2 separate regions of the Homo sapiens genome follow, and region 1 is linked to region 2. Evidence: read pairs that join two places in POLR2A ChIA-PET (ENCODE). Cell type or tissue: GM12878. All regions are shown on one strand. Each heading gives the region's core, and the rest is flanking DNA. Links, peaks and the distances in the headings are about the cores only.

Evidence for each region. ChIA-PET counts read pairs that join two places held together with the same protein. Peaks named below come from ENCODE experiments on the same cell type or tissue, not always from the same donor. Only the 100,000 strongest peaks of a DNase experiment are listed, where the experiment ranks them.
Region 1: POLR2A ChIA-PET joins it to region 2 with 5 read pairs; 4 of 35 experiments call an interaction of 5 or more read pairs at or near these places.

Annotation. Positions count from the first base shown.
Region 1 is chr13:51,329,323-51,332,230 of GRCh38, reverse strand. No RefSeq gene overlaps it. Among named protein-coding and RNA genes, the nearest start is that of SERPINE3, 8.9 kb to the left of the region's middle. RefSeq lists an enhancer at 798-927. In GM12878, for the core only: no CTCF peak of the experiment used is centred there; DNase peaks (open chromatin) are centred at 520 and 1,354; H3K27ac peaks cover 469 bases.
Region 2 is chr13:51,455,255-51,458,162 of GRCh38, reverse strand. No RefSeq gene overlaps it. Among named protein-coding and RNA genes, the nearest start is that of INTS6-AS1, 3.4 kb to the right of the region's middle. In GM12878, for the core only: no CTCF peak of the experiment used is centred there; no DNase peak of the experiment used is centred there.

The DNA of each region.
Region 1 (2,908 bases), core at 198-2,697, 130 kb after region 2:
ATTTTTCTCCCTAGCACCTAGGCTGGATAACAAGACAGACAGGTGAGGCTGGTCCTCGCTAAGCCAGCCTCGCTCTTCAGGAATTGGCAAGCATAGTTAGTAGGAAAAACCATCCCAGGGGCTGTAGGCACAGGGCATGTGTCTTTCCTTCTTCTCCAAGGAGTGAGGGCATCCCTGATTTGTTACAACAGTCCTTCCCAGTGAGCTTGGCCATGACCTGCAGTTCTTCTCAGTAGCACCTGGAGCCACTTCCAATAAGTCAAAGTTGGTGTGTGAGAAGAAACACATTTGCCATCCCTGAAGTAGCCTGAACTGTTTCATAAGGACCCTTTGGCTCAGCTCTGAGAAACTCCATGACCTCCTGTGAACCCACAAAGTACAGGACTCCACTGGCTACTGGATGACACGCTGGGCAGCATGTGGGCAAGCCGCCTGGTGGAGTTATTACACAGTGGAGAAACTGACGGGTCACAAGCATGCCCAGGTGGCCCTGAAGCTCTGAAGCCCAGAGAGGGAGCTCCCAGGTGATGCCATGGGCTGTGGTCAGCCACTGCATTGGCTGTTATTCCTGTATATCCTTTTCATTTCCCACACACTATGGCCTGAGTCAAACACATCAGAAACATTTGTTCCTGGTCATATTGAGGCCACAATCTCAGAAAACAAATCACGAGCCACTATGAAGCTGCACAGGAGTTCATGAGTGGGAGTGAGGACAGCAAGGCTGGGGGAATTCCGTGAGTCTTTCAATAGTGGCTTTAAACAAATTCTGCTTGAGGGAGAGATTAGGGCTGGGGGAAAGGGGCACGTGGTCTCTGGCAGACCCTGCAGACTTCAGGAAAGAGCCTGGGAACAGGATGCCATGTTGATACATCAACACAATCCATTCTAGTTCAAGCTGAAGATAAAGCAAGATGACCACTTTTTTTTTTTTTTTTTTTTTTTTAGTTAGCAAAGGAGGGAAATAAGAAGATAAGGAGGAGGTGGAGAGAGCAACAGTTGGGTTTAAAGCATTTTGCAAATGAAAGTGGGCCCCTGGCACTGTGATGTGTAATGTGCTCTGCCCTTGGGGTACCAGGGAAGCTGCACCTCCATTTTCCAGGCTGTTCCTGGAACAGTGCAGCAGGGCCTAAGGGACAAGGTAAGGAAGATAATTAAAAAAGCAGAGGCAGAATTGCACACATTCTGCGAACATGCCCCAGAGGAGATCAGAGGTGGGAGGAGGTGGGAGGCTGTGAGATCAAGATTTCTAAACTTCGTTATTTCTATTTTTGTCACAAGAGTGACGGTGATGTGGTTTGGTTGGAGGGAAGTGAGTGCTGTGGGAGAGGCAGCACAGAGAAACCACAAAGGCTGGCACTGTTCTGGAATGTTTCTGGATGCAGGAACCTGGACACAATGTCTGTGTGAATAGCAATGACACCAAGACACAGACTTGGTGCCCAGTGCTCTGAACCCAGCAAGCCAACTGGGAAGCAAGGTGTCAGAATTAGGTTGCTGACGGAAGGCAGTGAGGCAGTGAAGCCTCCCTGGGAGGCTGGTGGATTGCCCTTTCGGGTGATGAAGACTGTTGGTCCTGCTCACCTCTTAGACAAGGGTATGAGGGATGGAGGTCTTGGTGGACAAGTCAGGGGCTCTCCCAGGGTTCTTACCTTGGGCAAAATGTCCCACCTTCAGGGCCCACTGCATCACACCTTGGAGCAGCTGCACTCCAACAGAGCCCAAAGCTGATTGTTTATAAAAAATGGAAAATTTCAAGAACAGTGGACTTCCCGGAACCTCTTTGTTGGGATTGGCAATGCACATAGTAGTATAAATGGGTTTTTTATTCTGAAGAATTACACCTTTAGTCAAAGCTAGAGCCTGGATTTAGCATGCCAAGGAGTGGTATGCACACCTGTAGTTACAACTACTCAGGAGGCCTAGGCGGGAGGATCACCTGAGCCCAGGAGCTCGCTACTGCAGTGGGCTATGATTGTGCCACTGCACTCCAGTCTGCCACAGAACAAGACCCCATCTCTAAAAATAAAAAATAAAAAGGATTTTAAAAAGAATGTCAATGAGTGGGAACCATCAGACACAAAAACACCACCTAGTTTAAACAGGGTTCAGTTATTTATTTCCTTCAACAAGCTAAGGGGCACCTGTGAGCCAGCAAGAGGGGGCCGAGTGGGGAAGGCACGTGCCACCTGTCAGGGACTGGCCCATCTCCCCCTTGGCTTTGGCTGCCACTCACTCTCGGTTGATGCATCCAGTGGTCTCCACTGGCAGAGATCTTGGTCTCCATCTTCCCCAGGGCAGAGTCCCTTATGGGTGGCATGTGGTGAACTGCAGCCAGCTCAGGACACACCGGGAAGATGTAGGGGGTCATCAACACTCACACAGTCTGGCAGCGGGTCTCTGTGTTAACTGCAGAGCCTGGGAACTCTGGACTTGCCTCATAGTTTAATGGTTTGTGGTTGGATCTACCATATTGGTTGTACTCCAAAATTATCTAAGCCATTACATCATTGGCTGTATATGTGGTTTCCAAATTATATCACAACTTACCAATTTATGCCATAAATTTTCTGTACAGTCTAAAATATGTTTATGACTTTGGGGTAGAGCTGTTTATTACTTTTGAAGGAGGTAGCCTTATGTTTATTGGGAATGGGGTAAACATGTTTATAATTTTAACTACTTTTGAGAAAAACATGTTTATAAGCAAAGGAATGTTTTTGGTGGAAAAGCTTGTTTACCAGTTTTAAGCACAGCAAACAGGTTTTTATTTATGCCTGTTAAAATGCAGGATGAGATATCCTTTACAAAAATTCACTTTGCATATCACAGACTAGACAGTGAATTACCCTTGGTACCTATTGTTTGTTTCAATGTGTATTGAGATTAGTTTGTATTTTCCGATACA
Region 2 (2,908 bases), core at 134-2,633:
GGAATCTCCAGCAGTATTTGGTTTTCTCTTTTTCTTTTTTGCAAAACATAGTTGAATTCATAAATATGCATATGATACAAATCCATTGTTAAATATATTGGTGATCACCCAGGGTTTTTTTTTTTTCCTCTAGTGTGCAGATTTATTTTAGGAGTTCTACTTAAAAATGCAGTTAACTCTAAAGTTTTGTGAATTTTTTAAGTTATTTACTGAGTACTACTAGATGCCAGGTACATACATTATTCTTATACATTAAGCATGTGGTTCCTAATCAGAATTATGTATAAGATTCACCTGAAGAACTTTAAAAAAAAAATGAAATGACCAAGGCCTATCTCAAATCTACTGAATTCCTTTCCTCTGGGGATGGGCACTTGGCACATTATTTTTTTAAGCCTTATGGGAGATGCCGATGTGCATTTCTTGGCTAATAACCACTGCTTTAGGCTATCATCCACCAATAGCTAAACTGTCAACCAGAGTCACTAATAATAAACTTGGCTTATTTCACAACTTTGTCTAGGGACTGCTTGTCAATGCTTCCTAGTTTCTGACTACCGCCTATGTATGTCCTCATTTCTTTCCTGGTCTGCCTCATCGCCTCACCTTCCACTATGTCTGGACTTCTGAACTGGACATGTAATCTCTGATCTCAGAAGTCATCATCATAAGCATAGGTTCTGATTATGGCTGGCTCACTGGACTTGGTTTTCCTTACCTTTGCATCTAACCCTATCTCTACTACATACTTTCACTTATGACCCTAGTATGACAACCTGCTAACACCATCGAGTCAGGGAAGAGCGAGCCATGATGGTGATGATGGCAGCAGCCCGTCTGAAGTGGCTGCTGCCCTGACGCTGGCTATAATCGGGGAGGCACGGCTACAGCCGCGGCGGTGCTCTATGGAGCCAGCAAGAGCTGGGAACAGGCAGAAGCCCTGCCCGCTTCCAAGTTGGAAGAGTGGGAGTCCTGCCCTCCTGAGTGCAGCTGCAGCCACCCAGTCATGGTTGTGGACCCATTCATCTCCGGACAAGTGGAGGGTAAGCAAGGCAAAGAGGTGCTTTGCTGAGCGACAGAACAGCTCAGAGGAGACCTGAGGGCAATGGGTAGCTTCTTTCTGCAGGCAAGTCATCCCAATAAGTGTCCAGCTCTTAGCAGAGAGGAGACCCACAGTGGGTAGTTCCTCTCAGCAGGCAAGTCATCCCGTCATCTTCTCAGCTCTCCACAGAGAGAAGACCCACTCTCAGGGGACCAGGAAGCTCCCTGCTCCCGCAGGCTTGGAAGTGCCTGCTCCCACTGCCTGGCCTCTCCCCGCTCCCAGCACCCGCTCTGATTTCAGAGCAAAGTTGTGACTAAGCCTGGGTGCTGTCACGACCCGACCAGGTGTGCACGTGCTTGGGGCAGCATTGACACGCAAGCCCCATGCTGCCTCAGTCCCCTCTGGACTTTGGGTGCTGATGAGCACAGGAGGGAGGCAGGCCGAGGCGGGAATAAGGACATCTCAGTGAAGGCCTGTAGGTACCACTTAGCATGAACAACCTGGGCGCCATGGGCACTGTGGATGGCAGGTTAATGGCAGCAGGATCCACACAGGCTCCTGGGCGGAAAGGGGTGGGTCCCCGGTAACGCCAGGGGTCAGGCTGCCAGTTCCATGCAACGGAGTGAGAACTTATGGTGCTTTCTCCAGGCCTGCCCATGGCTGCGCCATGGACCAATCAGCACACACTTCTTCCTCTCAGAAGCCCATAAAAACCCTGGAGTGAACCAGACTTGGGCAGACAATGAGATGACCTGCTTGCAGACAGGAGCTACCCACTGTGGGTCTATGGACACTGTGGGTCTCCTCTGTGGAGAGCTGAGCAGATGACAGGACCACCTGCCTGCTGAGAGGAACTACCCATTGTGGGTCTCCTCTCTGCTGAGAGCTGGACACTTATTGGGATGACCTGCCTGCAGAAAGAAGCTACTCATTGCCCTCAGGTCTCCTCTGAGCTGTTCTGTCACTCAACAAAGCACCTCTTTGCCTTGCTCACCCTCCACTTGTCCACATACCTCATTCTTCCTGGATGTGGGACAATAACTCGGGACCTGCCAAATGGCATGGCTGAAAGAGCTGTAACACAAACGGGCTGAAATATGCCCCTTGCTTGCCATGTTGTGGGCAACACAACAAGAGAAGAGAGAAGAAGAGAAGAAGAAAGGAAAGAGAAGGGGGAAGAGAGGAGAGAAGAGCTGTGGCCCTTTAGGAAGCCTAGACCTAGGAGCTCCCTGTGACAACCTCTTTGGGGCTCTGCAGCTCCTGGCATCTCCAAGCTTCCAGGTGCCACTGCATTCCCTGGTGCCAGCTGTGGAAGCTGCTTGCAGTACACCTGGACCAGCCACAGCCTTGCAAGGGGCCAGCCCCTAGAGCTGCCCGCCCTCCTGCAGCTGGCATGCCGGGCTGTATACAGTGGCCGGACCCCATGCTTGCTCGCTCACACACCCCTCGCTGCTCCGCACCTGGCTTGCACTTGGCAGGTGTGGGATCCAGGCCGTAGTATGAGCAGAGTGCAGCCTGCTGGGACTGGTGGGCAGAATGAGCCCGACCAAAATTCGGGCAGAGGTGCCATTTTTCCAGCTGGAAAAGTGACACTCCAAGGATCCTGTGACAATGGCTCCACTGAAAAATGATTTCGAATAACTGTAATAATAGGTAAGGTCATTGTGAACGCATGTTAATCTTCAGTAGTCTAGTTTGATTTCTTTCAAACATTGCTTCTACTTAGCAACGCAATTGAAAAATAAATCTCCAATTTATAGGGGAAAAAAAACCTCCATAGATTGGAATAAAGGCCCTCTACTGTCTAGATCTCACCTGTGTTTCTAGATCTTGTACTATTCTACATGCACCTGTTGCTCCAACCTA